4 separate regions of the Homo sapiens genome follow, and all the other regions are linked to region 4. A link is a contact called in ENCODE Hi-C or POLR2A ChIA-PET data. All regions are on one chromosome and are shown on one strand. Each heading gives the region's core, a stretch centred on a gene start or an enhancer-like site at or near the end of the contact. The rest is flanking DNA. Distances are from core to core; before and after follow the strand shown. Region 1 holds the start of LRRC27 (leucine rich repeat containing 27). Region 2 overlaps INPP5A (inositol polyphosphate-5-phosphatase A). Region 3 holds the start of PWWP2B (PWWP domain containing 2B). Region 4 has its middle 11 kb from the start of MIR202HG.

The links. Hi-C counts contacts between places; a loop is a spot of excess contacts on that map. ChIA-PET counts read pairs that join two places held with the same protein, here RNA polymerase II (POLR2A). Pooled maps may share reads with other maps.
Region 1: a map of B cell shows a loop between it and region 4 (15-fold over the local background). The contact joins the promoter of LRRC27 here to the enhancer-like site in region 4. A Hi-C loop is called at or near these places in 1 of 168 maps with a recorded cell type or tissue (B cell), 4 of 37 single-sample maps with no recorded cell type and 14 of 50 pooled maps. POLR2A ChIA-PET finds 5 or more read pairs at or near these places in 1 of 52 experiments (MCF 10A).
Region 2: a loop to region 4 is called in a map of heart left ventricle, with 13 times the contacts of the local background. The contact joins two enhancer-like sites. A Hi-C loop is called at or near these places in 1 of 168 maps with a recorded cell type or tissue (heart left ventricle) and 5 of 50 pooled maps. POLR2A ChIA-PET finds 5 or more read pairs at or near these places in 1 of 52 experiments (activated CD4-positive, alpha-beta T cell).
Region 3: a pooled map shows a loop between it and region 4 (4-fold over the local background). The contact joins the promoter of PWWP2B here to the enhancer-like site in region 4. A Hi-C loop is called at or near these places in 4 of 50 pooled maps.

The regions. Positions count from the first base shown.
Region 1 is chr10:132,329,732-132,334,082 of GRCh38, forward strand. LRRC27 (leucine rich repeat containing 27) reads left to right here and starts at 2,462. Exons shown (of 11, transcript NM_030626.3): 1 at 2,462-2,525; 2 at 3,746-4,003. The coding sequence starts at 3,794. It also overlaps a transcript of STK32C not described here. RefSeq lists an enhancer at 1,745-2,279 and a silencer at 2,164-2,283.
Region 2 is chr10:132,568,728-132,572,458 of GRCh38, forward strand. All of the region lies in intron 1 of INPP5A (inositol polyphosphate-5-phosphatase A), which reads left to right. Among named protein-coding and RNA genes, the nearest start is that of INPP5A, 33 kb to the left of the region's middle. RefSeq lists enhancers at 1,609-2,379, 2,849-2,988, 3,149-3,731, 3,489-3,638, 3,649-3,698. Within about 2 kb of position 2,149, at least 9 of the 41 ENCODE cell types and tissues checked have a DNase peak (open chromatin) inside an H3K27ac peak, as active enhancers do.
Region 3 is chr10:132,394,611-132,398,449 of GRCh38, forward strand. It overlaps PWWP2B (PWWP domain containing 2B), which reads left to right and starts at 2,590. Exons shown (of 3, transcript NM_138499.4): 1 at 2,590-2,741. The coding sequence starts at 2,617. LOC124902526 (a long non-coding RNA gene) reads right to left here and starts at 1,946. Exons shown (of 2, transcript XR_007062342.1): 1 at 51-1,946. RefSeq lists enhancers at 508-1,031, 1,032-1,554, 3,125-3,647, 3,648-3,839 and silencers at 1,363-1,742, 1,763-2,192, 2,603-2,712, 2,723-2,862.
Region 4 is chr10:133,256,932-133,260,872 of GRCh38, forward strand. No RefSeq gene overlaps it. Among named protein-coding and RNA genes, the nearest start is that of MIR202HG, 11 kb to the left of the region's middle. RefSeq lists enhancers at 1,107-1,406, 2,405-2,454. Within about 2 kb of position 2,425, at least 33 of the 41 ENCODE cell types and tissues checked have a DNase peak (open chromatin) inside an H3K27ac peak, as active enhancers do; they include B cell, where a contact is called at or near this core.

The DNA of each region.
Region 1 (4,351 bases), core at 1,212-3,711, 930 kb before region 4:
AACAAGAATTATGTCAGGGTGCAGAGGTGCCACGGGAGGACAGATGGCCGGGAAGGGCTGGGAACTGAAACTTAGCTATCTCAGGTGAGAAGACACGGCCAGCGCCAGGCAACACAGCCAAACCAACTTATACTCAGAAATACCACAGCGAAATTTCAGAACAAAGACATGAAAAGAGAAGATAGATTTCCTTCATGGAAGTAGCAATGCCACGGGCAGCAAACTTCTCGGCAGGGTAGCAGCAGTCGCTGCCCGGAGGAAGGTCCTAAAATCAAGACAGGAAATGACTCAACAAGGAACGCGGCACCAGCTCCACAGCCACTCAATAATCAGATCAACACGAACACTTCATTCGTTCCTACGTTGGGAGGCTCACCCAAGAATACTTGCCAAAAGGCTACCAATGGATACAATCTGGCTGGGCAAAAACTGAGCACAGTAAAGGGCAAAACATGCTCGTACATACAATTAACTACTGACTACAAAAATTAATGTAGCATGAAAAATGTGAAACAAAAACCTGAGGCAACAATAACAAGCAAGAGGGAATACGCTCAAATGGTTAGTAAATGTTTTATTTGTGAAAAGAGATACTGGAATGCTGAAACTTGTTAGAAATAGCATCGTGCTGAAATCTTCCATCCCCTTCGCCACTCACGGCAACACCCATGTCACTCCTCATTCTCTCCTTGCTCTGCCCGGGTGGCTGGCCTCCCCACGCTCCTGAGAAGGTACTGGTTGTGCTTTCAGCTTCCTGATTGGTAGATAGTTGGGTATGTACGAAAACTTTTTTTTTGAGACAGGGTCTCGCTGTCACCGAAGCTGACATTAAGTGGCACAATCATAACTCACTGCAGCCTCAAAATCCTAGGTTCAAGCGATCCTCTTGCCTCACCCTCCCACACAGCTGGAACTACAGGTGTGTGCCACCACACCCAGCATTTTTTTTTTTTTTTTTTTTTAATTTTTGTAGAGACTGGGTTGCCCAGGCTGGTCTCCAACTCCTGGCCTCAAGCGATCTTCCCACCCTGGCCTCCCAAAGTGCTAGGGTTACAGGCGTGAGCCATCGTGTCCGGCCTAAAAAACATTTCTTACTGTGATCTCTTCACAAAAATAAAACGTAAATCCCCTCAAAGTGGATAGTCGTTTCTCCACATAATTATGTCGTTTCCTTTAAAAAGTGGAATCAGGCCGGGCACGGTGGCTCATGCCTGTAATCCCAGCACTTTGGGAGGCCGAGGGGGGCGGATCATGAGGTCAGGAGATCGAGACCAGCCTGGCCAACATGATGAAACCCCGTCTCTACTAAAAATACAAAAATTAGCTGGACGTGGTGGCGCGCGCCTGTAGTCCCAGCTACTGGGGAGGCTGAGGCAGGAGAATTGCTTGAACCTGGGAGGCGGAGGTCGCAGTGGGCCGAGATCGCGCTACTGCACTCCAGCCTGGGAGACAAAGCAAGACTCCACCTCAAAAAAAAAAAAAAAAAAAAAAAAGTGAAATCATGGCAGACTCCAGCTAAACTGTCCGGGTTTCCAGAGTGTTTCTGGGTGGGACAGAGGGTGCTACTTTTCATTATCAGTTGGATCCTGGAATGAAGGTGCACGGGACTCCAGGGTTCCACAGGACCACGCGAGCACCTCCCCTCCCGCCCGGTGTCATTTCATCTTCTTCCAAATTCTCAAAACCCTTCCTCAGGACACTCACTGCGTTTCCTCGCCCCCCTCACTCCTCCGTCCAGAGGCAGCCTTACTTCTCCAAAGAGGACGCTCTGAGTCTGCGTTCCCCTGGCAGCAAGTCCTGAGGCAAGATTTGGGGACAAGCAGCTCCTGTGGGAAGTGGCTCCAGGAAGCCCCAGGAGAGACGCGGGGAGTGAGCCCAGCGGGAAGGACAGGCAGCGAGGACCGCTCCAAAGGTGGTGCCTCAGCAGCAATTCTTTTCTGCTCGGCTGTCCTCGAGCAGCCCCGCCCGCCCCGGGCCCTCCGGCTCCCCAGACGGCACTTAGCATCCCGCTCTCTTCCTTCCCCTCTGTGCCAGGCCGGTCGCCCCTCCAGACCCTCGCGGTCTCTACTTGCCCGTCGACCACCACCCCTTCAAGGCCGCGGGCGCGGAAAAACGGATGCTACCGTTGGCCGCGTGCGTGCGCAGGCGCACCACCCCCTGCCACCCCCGCGCAGGCGCACCACAACCCCCCCACCGCAAGCGCAACCCCCCGCCCCAGCGCAGGCGCACCACACCCCGCCCCCTCCCGGGCAGGCGCACCACACCCGACCCCCTGCCGCGCAGGGGCACCCACACCCCGCCCCCGCACGCAGGCACAAACCCCCACAACACGCACACCCCCGCGCGCAGGCGCACCACACCCCTCGCGCAGGCGCATCACAGACACACTCGCGCTCAGCGTGGCGCCTGCGGGATTCCGTACCGGCGTCTCCATGGCGACCGCGTTGGCTGGGTGGCCTCCATTGTCGGGCTGCTGCTCTCAGCGGCGGGGCTCGCCAGCGCTTCAGTGGGCGGGGACGCGGCAGGTGAGACGGGGCGGGTACGGCCAGCTCGCTGAGCCCTCGAGGCGGGCGGCGGCAGGAAGGTGGTGCCTCGGCCCGTCGTGCCCTGTCGCCTAGCTCCAGCCGCGATGCTGACCGCAAAGGCTGCCCTTCTGAGGCCTGGAATGTGAGGCCCAGAGCGTCGGACCCAACTCAGCCTCGCCCGGATGGGGAAATCGAGGCAGGGAGCGGGGGTGGGCGTGCGTGGGGATCCCTTGAAGGCAGCCTCGGAAACCCCACGGAGCCTGCGCTGCCTGGGCCCTGTGTGAGTCCAGGCTGTTGTTTCACTTCTGGTTTTAAGATACTTTCCCTGTTCTGAGGTTTGAAGCCTCCCCTCCTCTGTTTTAAGTTCCGTGATTCGGAGAAAACAAGTGAACTGACCGTGAAAAAGCCCGCGGGCTTCCATGGAATGCAGGCTGCCTGGGGTTGAACCCTGCTGGGTCCCGGTGTCGCCTCTACCCCCCAATTAACTGCGCCCCTGGAACAGTTCCCTAACTGATCTGCGCCTCATATGCCAATCATTGGGCTGTTGAGTGACTTGAATTAGGTGAACTGATGCATTCCAACGTTGATTCTTATTGCCGAATAAATTGTTTGGAAATTGCAAGTGGAAGTGTGCCTCGCTGAATGAGATTTTGGTGAACAATACTTCTGAGTAAAAGTGTTGCTGGACAACGAAAATTCGAGATTAATTTAACAGGTTTTTCCCCGGTGCTTAACTGGGTGTAAGCCAGACTTAGTTCTGGTCACTGGGTCAAAATGGTAAACAAAAGACAGGCTTCCTGGCCTCAAGAAACTAAAAACATAGTTCAAATGGCACAGAACCACACCAGAGGTAAGAAACAGTGCAAATTTCCACCCGCCCCTAGTCATTTCATGGAAGCGTTGCAGTTGATTTACAGGCTTTGAAATGTTCCGATCTGTTTACATCCCTAAAATGATCATTACTATTGTGCGCCTTTGCGTTTTCCAGGAGTTAAATCTTGGAACTCCATTGTACAAAGTGAGAGCAGAGAATTTTAATCTGAACCTCTTTGTATTCCTTTTTTTTTTTTTTACATGTTTAAAAGTCAAATTTTTGCTACTGCTTAGGAAAAATGATAGCTTTTAAAGCAAGTTACATTACAGTAGATCTGCCACACAGCTATTCTGTTTTGCCTCGGTATAATTAGTTGCTTCTACGTTTCCCTTTCCCGTGTCTCCAGGTGACTCCAGACCAAGGAGGATGAGCTGCTGTCCCTGGAAGAGAACGGATGGAGGGAAGCAGCTCCTACGAAGTTCCCTCTGTGGCTGCTGCTGATCTGGAGGAGGGTGCTGGTCAGACTAGGAGCTTGCCTGCCACCCCCTCCAAAGATGTTCACAAGGGTGTTGGAGGCATCATCTTTTCCTCCTCACCGATTTTAGACTTGAGTGAAAGTGGTCTGTGCCGTTTGGAGGAGGTCTTTAGAATCCCCAGCCTTCAAGTAAGTGGGGCTGCTCCTCAGGCTGTGTGCCCACAGGTCCCCTATAGACAGAAATGGGAATGTACCCCTGGGCTTTATTTGTAGGCTTCTTTCTCTTTGGAATTGATGAATTCTAAAATTAAATAGAGGAAAGGTTAACTCATAGTTTCATACGCCAATCACAACAAAATGGGAAATTCATGATGGGGACCAACCAATGGAAATAGTACATCTATTTAGATGAAGGTGTCTGTTCTCTTCCTTGCAGTTCATCTCTCAAAACCTGTGGTAGAAACTACTGCCAAACACGCTTGGTCTCTTAATTAAAACACAAAACCTTAAAGAAAATCAGGCAACATGAGCAGTTAA
Region 2 (3,731 bases), core at 899-3,398, 690 kb before region 4:
GCCTGGGCGACAAGAGTGAAACTCTGTCTCAAACAAAACAAAACAAAACACAAAAAAGAATTTTTTTGAGACAATTGAAGCTTAGTGAATAAGTACAGAAATTGTATTGTCAAAACTATGTAAGTTTACTACATATATTTGCAAAGAGCAAGGCAACATAGATCACAATATGTTCTTACCGGCATTTTTTTTTTTTTTTTTTTTTTGAGACGGAATCTCGCTCGGTCACCCAGGCTGGAGTGCGATGGCACGATCTCGGCTCACCACAACCTCCGCCTCTTGGATTCGAGCGATTCTCCTGCCTCAGCCTCTCGAGTAGCTGGGATTACAGGCATGTTCCACCATGCCTGTCTAATTTTTGTATTTTTAGTAGAGACAGGGTTTCTCCATGTTGGTCTTACTGGTATTCTTTTTTTGAAATTATTTTAAACATTGAGCATCTGATTAATTCTCACCATACAGCAGAGAGTGTTAAGTTCTTATACTTTCTACATGTTTTTCTTTTGGATTGTCAATTCTTTTTGGTTAAAAATAATAAAAATTTTATCTCACATGGTTTCTTCTGTTAATATGAAGCTGACATGGTCTTGTAAATGTTTCTGCATTTTGCTTGTTTTTTTGTTAGTTTGTTTTTGGTTTCTTTGAGACAGGGTCTCGCCCTGTTGCATAGGCTGGAGTGCAGTGGTGGGATCAATGCTCACTGCAGCCTCCACCTCCCTCCCAGGCTCAAGGGATCCTCCCAACTCAGCCCCCTGAGTAGCTGGGTTTACAGGAATGTGCCACCATGACCGCCTAATTTTGTTTATTTTTTGTAGAGACGGGGTCTCAGTATGTTGCCCAGGCTGGTCTCGAACTCCTGAGTGCAAGCGATTCTCTGCCTCAGCCTCCCAAAGTGCTGGGATTACAGGCGTGAGCCACCTCGCTGGGTCCCCACTGTTTTTTTTAATTAAATTTTTAGTAGAGATGGGGTTTCGCCATATTGGCCAGGCTGGTCTCGAACTCCTGACCTCAGGTGATCCACTCGCCTCAGCCTCCCAAAGTGCTGTGATTACAGGTGTGAGCCACCGCACTGGGCCCCCACTGTTTTTTTTTAATTGAATTTTTAGTAGAGATGGGGTTTCACCATATTGGCCAGGCTGGTCTCAAACTCCTGACCTCAGGTGATCCACTCACCTCGGCCTCCCAAAGTGCTGGGATTACAGGTGTGAGCCACCGCACTGGGCCCCCACTGTTTTTTTTAAATTGCATTTTTAGTAGAGATGGGGTTTCACCATATTGGCCAGGCTGGTCTCGAACTCCTGACCTCAGGTGATCCACTCACCTCAGTCTCCCAAAGTGCTGAGATTACAGGCGTGAGCCACCGCGCTGGGCCCCCACTGTTTTTTTTAATTGAATTTTTAGTAGAGACGGGGTTTCGCCTTATTGGCCAGGCTGGTCTCAAACTCCTGACCTCAGGTGATCCACTCGCCTCAGCCTCCCAAAGTGCTGGGATTACAGGTGTGAGCCTGCGCTCTGCTGATATTTTCTTGTTGGTGACTGCACGTTTGCCTTGAGCTGTGAGCTCTCATAGAACCAGATGACCATTTGGGCTCACTGTTAACTGTAGCCCTTCTGTGGATGCCCCGTGGGCACCTTCGTATCCATCAGTTTCATCTCTGGCCCTGGGAAGCGGGAGGAGTTCGGGTGGAGCTGGAGGGTTTTCCTTCCGACGAGGTATGTGGAGTCCCTCTGCGATCCTGTCTGGGGAGGGGAGAAAGGGGTGGCAAGGCTTCTCTAGCTGTCACTGGGTCCTTGAACCCCCGCTGGCCTGGTGCTGCTGCTGGTGCTGACCACACACAGACTCATGGGAGAACTGGGCAACTTGGCCACTGAATCTTCATTGTGGGTGTTTGCTTTGAATATTTCGTTTTCAGCTCTTGTGTTTCTAAGTACCAAAACACTTTTTTTTTTTTGTAAGAATTCCAGTGCACCAACAATAAAACCAAGGGACCAACTGAGCCATTTGGAAGTGGTGGCTGGGGACACCCATACGGTGGTGACACTTCTGGGTGACTGGCTGGTGCTGGGTGTTTCTGGGCTGCCAGGACAGCAGGAGGTGGGGGTGTTCTGTGCCAGTGAGCTTCGTGCTGCGATGTGGATAGAGGGCCGTCCTTCCGGCCGCTGCTGCTCTCAGGTCGCCTCTCATCGGCACAGCGGCGCATCACACGGCAGCAGCCTGCCTGGCTCTCCTGGTGGGTGGGGGCTGAGGGATGAAAACGAGGCACTCCCTCCCCACCACAGCCTACTCCCGTGGGTTCGGGGCGTTGGAACATTCTCCAAACCCCTCCTGCTGCCTGGCCAGGTCCAGCTGGGCACAGTGCACGCCCACCTGCTGGGCCCTCCTCACCGTGGGCTCCGCCCTGGGCCCTTTGGACACCTTCCCTGGCCCTGACAGCAGCTACCTGGGAATGCAGCATGAGGCAGGTGCCTTTTGCTGAATGAGGTGAACAGCAAGAGGGAGAAAAGGAGAGATCGCCTAGCAAAGCAGCGAGGCCAGAGGCTCCTGCCGAGCAGAGGAGGAGGGCCATTGGCGCAAGGACACACCCATCCCTCATCACACTGCTGGGACCTGCCTACCCTCTCTGCTGGCACGCCGGGCTCTGCCACATGGGCCTGTCTGGGCCTTGTCCTCCCCAGCTGCGGGGAAGGGCTTCTTTCAGTTCCCTTTGGGTGAACACAGAGGCCCAGCTCCTGCCGCTGTGTGTGGTTCTGGGTCACTCAGGACCACTGATAATCAAAACCACCAACTTTGGACTACACAGAGCTATTAAGGAGCTTAGCTAAATTTAAAAAAAGTGCAGCTGATATTTATGTCCTTTATGTGCCAGATAGTGCTGTAAGGATGTGGTGTGTCTCTAGGTATGTCAGCCCTGACGTTTGTGCCGTAAGGACCCGGAGTGTCTGCAGGCAGACCTGTCATCCCCGCAGCCCTGACGTGCGTGCTGTAAGGACCTCGAGTGTCTGAAGGGAGACCTATCATCTCCACAGCCCTGATGCCTGTGCTGTGTTGCTCCATTGCACAGATGGAAAGACAGGGGCTAGCGAGTGAGCAGCCAGTGTGAGGCCCTGCGGTAGCAGGTGGAGGGGGCAGGGTGTGAACTGAGCTGGGGCTGGCTCTGGCATCTGAGCTTGTTAACGACCGACTGGGCTAGAGGCAGAGTGGGCCGCACCCTGACCACCACCTCTGTCCCCCACTGCTGTGCCCCTCTGTCTCACTGTTTCCTGTGGTCCCTCCTGACTAGAAGAGACTCAGGCCTGCTGAGTAGCATGCAGCACAGGACGAGCCTGCAGAGCCCTCTTGGGACTTACACACTGGGGATTTGACAGCTCATGTCTGGCACCGCAGATAGTCTAGGAAAAGGTGACTCATCCAAGAGCCTGGCCGGAAACCCACAGGGTATTGGCCCAGGTGTGCCGAGAGGCTGGCCGGAGGGACCATTGTGATACTCAGAGGAAAACGCCTGTGGCCCATGGGGGGGCCTTCAGAAGAATGTCGGAGTTTCTCAGCTGGCAAGATGCCCCTGGTGGCAAGATGCCCCTGGTGGCAAGATGCCCCTGGTGTGGGGCCCCTCACCTGGACCAGAGGCCTTCCCTGAGCTTCTGTTTTGCAGGGAGGTGCCTGAGCTGCACAGCTTGCCTGGGAGGAGTCGTGGTTTCTGGGGGTGGGGCCTTTCGTAGGGCTGTGCTGGTGC
Region 3 (3,839 bases), core at 1,340-3,839, 860 kb before region 4:
CTAGGACAGCCTCCCAACCCCCGAATACAGGGTCAGACAGGAGGGGATACCTGGGCTGATGAGGTCCCCAAGGACACCTGCACTTTAATCGGGGACTCTGGAAACTCCCATGGCCTCTTCTTCAACAAGCAGGTTGGAGCGGGGCGGGAAGCAAGTGGGAGCAGGTGCGGGGGCAGGGCTGCTGGGGGAGGCCCTGAACAGCCACCGTTTAAGTTGCAAAAATGGTCTCCCTGTCTGCAGATGGTCTTTTTTATACCTTACCTAGTGGAGAGCAGGTTTTAAAAACGGCTTCCAAGTTCACTTAACAATACACAGTAAATAGCACGGGCCAGAGGGGAAGAGGCAGAGGGAAGGCGGGCAGGGCAGAGGGAAGGTGGGCAGGGCAGAGGGAAGGCGGGCAGGGCAGAGGGGCAGGAGGTACCATGGGCCAGCCGTGCTTCTCACTGCCCTCTTCCCCTCTCCAGCCAGAGCTGCCAGCTGCTGGGTGCATCTGTCTGGCCCTCTGTGCCCCGGAACCCTCTTCCCCTGTCCTGCCCGCCGCCACCCAGCCTTGGTTCCTCTCAAAGCCCAGCAAGTCCACAGGTGGGTCCCTCAGCACACCCCAAACTGTTCCTCCTGCTGGCGTGGGAAGTCACCAGGAGCCCCAGGCGCACGCAGACACCTTGCAGAGGATCCTGCCCACCCCCACCCCCACCTCGGAAGCCCTTGCTTTTGCCCACCTGGTGGGGCCCTGGTGAATGCTGGTGCTCCCCTGGACACTCTTTCTGGATCCCTCCACCCACATACAGCCCCCTGTGCATTAGCCCCACCCCATGCTGGCCCCACCAGCCTGAATGCTGATTCACCCTGGCAGTCCCCAATGCTCAGAAAGGGCAGTGCCCAGCAGGCCTCTCCAGCAGGCAGGAAGAAGAGCCAAGCAAGTGGGCAGCCTCAGGATGGCCGCTCAGCCCAACCTGGAGCAGGGTGGCGAGGGGGTCCCTGCTGCCTGGCATTTTTCCTCCAAAGTCAGCCCCACCCCTGGAGGGGGCAGCTGCAGAGGCCTGTGGGCAGGACAGCAGGCAGGCTCCACTGCAAGCCTGGCAACCAGTGGGCAGGGGCTGGCTGACCCTGGAGAACGGGGCGCCTTGAGGTGCCTGAGGCCCCAGGAAGGGCTTAGTGTTGGCGGGAGCCCCAGGCCACACAGAGGAGGACAGACACTCACTGGGCTTCCAGGCCTCCTCTGGGACTGTCCCCGGCCAGAACTCTGGCTCATTCGGCCTCGGTCCCTACCCCTGTTCTAGCCGGACGGTCAGGTGTCCCAGGCCCCGCGGGCTCCCTCACTCCGCCCTGGCTCCTCTCTGAGGCTCCCACTGCCGCGCGGCCGCCGGAGGGCGAGGTCGACAGGCGCCAGCGACCCGACGGTCCCCAGTGGCACCAGGGGCGGTGGTCCTCAATTCCCAGGCTGGGAGGAGCCCTGCCCGGCGGCGCTGGGTCGCCAGGACAACTACGCGGTCCCCCGCCCCGCCTCCAGGCCTCGTCAGGCGCTGCAAGTCCGGCTCAGAAGCCCGGCCCGGGGCCAAGGTCACCGCAGCAGGCCGGGCCCCTGCGTTCTGAGCCGGGTGCGGACGTGCTGGTGCTCGGGGAAGTCGGGGGCTTTGACGCCTGAAGGCGCGGGAGCCGGGCGCCTGGGGGAAGGGGGTCCGGCGCCGTCACCTCCCACTCCTCGCCCGCGGGTCGGGGAGCCCCTGCCGCGGGGGAAGGAGGCTGTTTCCTTTGTAAACTGGCGGAGGCGCGCCTGGCCCCTGGGCCCGGCAACCCGAAGAGACACGCCCGAGACCTCCGGAGGGAGTTAACCCCCCGGGCCCCGGTGCCGGCCACCCCCAGGCGCGCAGGGTGGCCCTGAGCCGGGCGCGCGCCCGCTTGTCGCCCCGAGAGGCGCCGAGCCCAGTGGGGCGACCCAGTGTCCCGCCCCCCACGCGGCGAGGGCGACACTAGGCCGCTGCCCCCGGGCGCCCCGCGTCCCCTCCGCCTGCCCCGGCTTCCTGCGCGCGCCGCCCGGGACTTCCTCGCCGCAGTGCCCGGGGCCACCAGAGCCCAGCGCGGGGCGCTGCCGGGACACGCGGGCGGCCGACCCCAGGCGGGAGGATCCGGGCCACCGGGGAGGGAGGGAGGGCGCAGGGCTGGGCCCGGAGGGGGAGGGGGGCCCGGGACCGGCCCCAGGCAGGGGAGCGGGGGGATGGGGTCCCGGGGCTCCGGCCGCGGCGGGTGTCCCCCCCGCCGCCCCCGGGCTCGTGGCTCTCGGGTCCTCCCGAGCCAGGGGACACTCCCGGCCAGCGTGGGCCGCGAGCCCGGGCGCAGCCCCCTCTCCAGCCCGGGGGTCCGCACCGCGCGTCCGGCCGACCTCTGCGGGCGGGCGCGGCTTCTCCCGGGACGCGGCGGCGGCGGGCGGGGTCCCCGGGAGCGGAGCCCGCGGCCGCGCGCCCCCGGCCCGGCTCGGCTCGGCTGTGGCGGCCGCCCCAGCGGAGCTTTGTGACGTCAGGCGGCCGCGGGGCGGCGTCACGCGCGGGGCTGACCCGGCGGCGGCGGCGGCGGCGGCGGCGGCGGCGGGGCGGGGGCGGCCTGGGACGCGGCGGGAGCATGGAGCCGCGCGCCGGCTGCCGGCTGCCGGTGCGGGTGGAGCAGGTCGTCAACGGCGCGCTGGTGGTCACGGTGAGCTGCGGCGAGCGGAGCTTCGCGGGGATCCTGCTGGACTGCACGAAAAAGTGAGCGGGGGCGCGGGCCGGGACACCCCCGGGGTCCCCACGCGACACCCGCCTCCGCCGCCCGGAGACCCGGGACCCGCCTCCGGGTTGGGGGTGGCGTGGCCCCGGCGCCCGCTTTCGGTTTCTGCCGAGCCTGAGTTTCGGGGCGCGCGAGCGCGGCCGCCACTCGGGGGGGCAAAAGTGGTTCTCAAAGTCGTCGCGACTTTTCGGGGCGGGCGCCGGGCCGGGGCGGGCCGGGGCGGGGGGCGCGGGGCCGGGGTCCCGGAACTCCACACATCTGCCATAATTAATGCACTTTTCTTTGTTCAGAGCCACTGTTGAATTCGACTGTTGGCAGAATTGTCGTTAAAGCAGGGGAGGGTCAGATGCGCCGTGGCCTTGCCCTGGCAGTTCCTCACAGGTGGGGGTGCCCTGTCGAAGGCCACGGGCCCCTGGCTGCTGGGAGTGACTCCGCGGCTGAGGTTTGGATTCGGGGAGAGCAGTTGCGCCCAGCTGTGCGATTTAAGAACAGTTTCAGGCCAGGGAGCCCTGAGTCATGGGGGCGTGAAGAGGTACAAGCTGTGGGAGCCGTGGGCACATCCCCCGGGAGCCCTGGCTTCCTGGGTGGGGGGCGCAGGGCAGGGCGGGGCGGTTCCTCCTGAGAGGCACCTGTGCACGGGCTGCAGGGACCCATGCGGTGCAGATGAGCCTCCTGGACACCGCGTCACATGGCAGGGAGCTGTCGCTGCCAGATCAATGATTAGGCATGAATCAGGCTGTGGCCTCGCTGCGCTCCTGCAGGGCTTTCTTTTGAAACTGGGAGCAGGGAAAGGCTCCTCTTGTAAAGGCCCAACTTTTTCCATCCGTGGAGCCCAGATTTTTGCCTGGTGACATGAATTAGCAGAGAGGACCGTGTTCCTTCCACAATTATTTCGCAGACGTTATCTCTTCATTAGATGTGCCAGAAGCCATTTATCCACAAGTCACGTGATTTAACATATGGCTCCCGTGTGGTTCCTGCCCGCTCCGTGTGGGCTACCGCTGGGAGTGCACGGGCAGGATGGAGGGACACTCGGGGGGTGAGAATCGCCACCTGGGAGCTGCCATCCCCTCCACCAT
Region 4 (3,941 bases), core at 1,175-3,674:
TTGTGCCACTACACTCTAGTCTGGGCAACAGAGTGAGACCCCTGTCTCAAAAAAAAAAAAAAAAAAAAAGGAAAAGAAAAGAATTAGCTGGGCGTGGTGGCACGTGCCGGAGGCTGAGGTGGGAGAACGGCTCCAGCTGCAGTGAGCTGTTCTCCGGCCTGGGCAGCAGAGCCAGATCTGTCTCAAAAATAAAAAACAAAAAACAGAAGCTTTAAGAGATTTTTAAATTCATTTTTACTTTTTTTCTCCTTCATCTACCCAAGATTGTACTCCGTGAGGGGGTTTTTGAAGTAAATTTCATGACAGCACATTATTCAGCAGTGAGTTTCGGACCATATGTTCCCATTTTTACAACTTTTGTGCACCCTAGGGTGTTTTCCCCTAGGAAATTGTTGTTATATTTCACACATGCAAAAATAAACGCCAGGTGATGTGAGGGGCACCCACACCCACCTTCCCGCTGAGAAATGCAGGCCGCCCCCAAGGGGAGCCCTCATCCTGCAGGTTTCCTCCCGAGTCCTGGAATTCTAAAATGCGCTCCTTGCACCTGGGACTCTTCCTGCCAGCTCCACTGGGGAAAGCTCCTCTCCACCTCCCCTGCTCCCTCCGGGCCTCTCACGGCTCCCCCCGCCCCTCCTCTGCCCCAGGGCCTGTGCTCCTACATCCCGGCAAGCCGCAGCCCCGACACTTCCTCCTAATTTCCTGACACTCCCCACTCCCTGGCGGGACGTTTTACTCCTTGCTCTCCTTCCCACTGGAGGGCGCGCGCTTTCTAGCTGGCCGCGTGGGCAGGCAGAGGACCAGGTGCAGGCGGGCGCCAGAGGACAGAAGGTGGAAGTCAAGCGGTGTCTTGGCCGTCCAAGGTCCCAGCACAGGCACTCAGAACCCCTGAGCCCAGGGAGCTCCCAAGGGTCTCACTCTCCTCTGCGGTCTTTGCTGGCCGAGGGCAAGGCCGGGTGAGGACGGAGAGAAGCAGCTCCTCCCCACCACACACCCAGAGCTGGGAGGGGCCAGGATTCAGCACCCTCTAGGGGTGGGCACGGCAGACGCGGTGGGGACCTGGCGCTGAGGTCCTGGCTCCCACTCCAGCGTGGCCTGGTGGCTTCTCCCCGGTTGGGGTACCCTGCACAGGGGTTGTGGTGCCTCCCAAGGGCCAGCCCCGCCCTGACAACCTCTCCTCCAGCCAGGATGGGGTCCATACTCCATCGAGAGGGTTCCTGGCTTCAACACCCTCCACCAGCCTCATGCCACCAGGGCCCTGGTCATCCTGGGGACCCTGCAGAGGGCCTCCTGGGCCTGTCTTCCGGCGGGTGAGCCGGCCCTGCCTGTGGGTGTCTGGGGTGTGGCCTCCAGGCACCAAGCACCCGCTGGCTCCTGATACCTGCCTTTCTGGCTGTGGTGTGTCTCTGGCCTGGCGCCTGTTTCTGAGTCCCTGGAGAGAGCAGGTTCCTCGCAGGTGGCAGGCAGCCCTGTTTGTGTGTGCATGAGCCTGTGGGGGCACCTGGAGCTGAGCGGTGGCCTGTGCTGTCACCACCCGGGGTGGCAGGGCAGGGTCTGGCACTGCCACAGCTCCTGACAGAAGCTGCCTAGGCCTGGGTTGGCTCGGGCTTCTCGGCCAGGCCCTTCCCCAGCACTTCCTGCCCAGCCCCAGCTGCAGGACCTGCTGAAATCTGTGCTGTGGGAGCCCTGTCTCTGAGGGGTCACTGCAGTGACTCCAGAAAACCTGAGTCTCCTGATTCCAGGAGCACCGCTTGCAGCCTGCCACGTGCATGACCCAGCATGACCCGGACTCCTGAGCCAGGACCGAGTCCCCCTGACAGCGGGGAAGCGGCGGACCCTGGGGGCTGGCACCCGCCGTGGCCCTCCCCAGCCCACTGTGGCACTGAGGGGCTGCTCCCCTGGGAATGGCCCCTTCCTAGAGGCAGCCCTGGCCTGGCTTCGAGAGGGGCTCTGGGAACAGGCGGCCCCGGGTAGCTGACCACACCTGACCAGGCCAGTCTTTGGGAAGCCGCCCTCTCAGCCTATGCACTGCAGGGACACTGGGTGGAGAGGGCTGTGCCTCAGTGCCCCTGCAGGGCGGTGCAGCAGCTGGCCGTGCAGGGGGAGGGGGCCTTGCCTTCTGGCTCAGGGAGGAAGCGGCTGCTTTCAGCTGCCTTCGCCTTGCCTCCTGAGGCGGCTTTGGAACCCTCCTGAGGTTTGTGGCCCTGAAGTTCCTTCCTGAGACCCCGCAGGGGACTAAGCCCTCGGCCCAGGGGCACCGGGGAGGGCAGAACCTCAAGACAGGGGCCCGGGACACAGGACAGAGTGTGTGGGGCAGGTGTGCAGGCTGTGCCCAAGGGGCCTCGGGGTTGAAGGGGCTCTTGGAGATGATGTCGACATCGCGGTTCCTGAGCGGGTGCCCAGATCTGGATGAGCTGTTTTCTGGAGAAAGCAGGAAAGTGACGTCATTTTGTGGCTTCAGATTGACCGCAGCCTGGCAGAGAGGGAGTGGTGGCAGGAAGTGAAGCTGCTGGCTTCCCAGTCACGGCCTCCATGATCCACGTGTGGCAGCAAGAATCACAGCTGCATCATGACACCCAGAGGGAAAGCAGCTCAAGCTGCAGTTTAAGGCGACTCCACGGAGGGCCCTGGCTTAGTTGTTGCACAGCATGGGGTCAGATGGATGCCCTGGAAGAGTCAGCAGAGACCCCCTGGCCTTTGGAGTTTGTCTCTGAGCGAGAGACACTGTTGGGATGACCGGCGAGTGGCGTTGGGTCCACATGGGGGCCCTGGTCCGGCTGAGTCTACTGAGCACAGGCCTGCCCCTTGCCACCCAGCTCTGCCCATATGTGGCCGTCATTCCTGGGCTTCACCTGGGAAACGTCCTTTGAGGCAGCTCAGCTTTTCCACAGTGGGTCACGTTGTTTGCTGCTGGAGACTGGCTGAGTCTGTGCTTCCAGTATAGGAAGGTTTAGGAGGCGGTCAGCAGGCCTCTCCTGTGGCCACTGTGCCCGAGGCAGGTGCCTGGGGTGAGAGGGATTCTTCCGGATGTGGCCGTGCACTGCCCAGCAGGCCTGGAGTGAACGTCTGTGTGGAGTCCGGGCTCCCATCCAGCATCCCTTAAGGGTCCTGATGGCTGGAGCTGGGGGAGGCAGGTATGGCAAGGGGCTTCCTGCACGCAGGAAAACTGGAGACCCCTGGTGAAAGAGCCAGGTGTGCACCTGCAGAGCCAGGCATGGGTCCACAGAGCCTGTCAAGCCTGGTTTACACCACAGAGCTGGGTATGCGCTGAGAACCAGGTGTGCACGGAGAGCCAGGTGTACACTGCAGAGCCGCGTGTGCACTGAGAGCAGGTGTGCGCTGAGAACCAGGTGTGCAGAGAGAGCCAGGTGTGCACGGAGAATCAGGTCTGCAGAGAGAGCCAGGTGTGCACTGAGAACCAGGTGTGCACGGAGAATCAGGTCTGCAGAGAGAGCCAGGTGTGCACTGAGAACCAAGTGTGCAGAGTCAGGTGTGCGCTGCAGAGCCGGGTGTGCACTGAGAACCAGGTGTGCAGAGAGAGTCAGGTGTGCGCTGCAGAGCCGGGTGTGCACTGAGAACCAGGTGTGCAGAGAGAGTCAGGTGTGCGCTGCAGAGCCGGGTGTGCACTGAGTCAGGTGTGCAGAGAGTCAGGTGTACACTGCAGAGCCGCGTGTGCACTGAGAGCAGGTGTGCATGGAGAGCCAGGTGTCTGTTGAGAACCAGGTGTGTGCAGAGAGCCAGGTGTGCACTGCATATCTAAGTGCTCATGTGGAGTCTTGGGCTGGGCAGGTGCTGCCCAGGACCCTGGCTCTCTGGCTGTCTTCTGTGCATTTGGGGATGGGAGAAGGGGCTCGGCTCTGGCTGGAGGGCAGCCAGGCAGACTTGCCAGCCAGCACCGCCAGGTGATAAGAGCTGGTGCCCACAGGTACTCAGCAAATGTC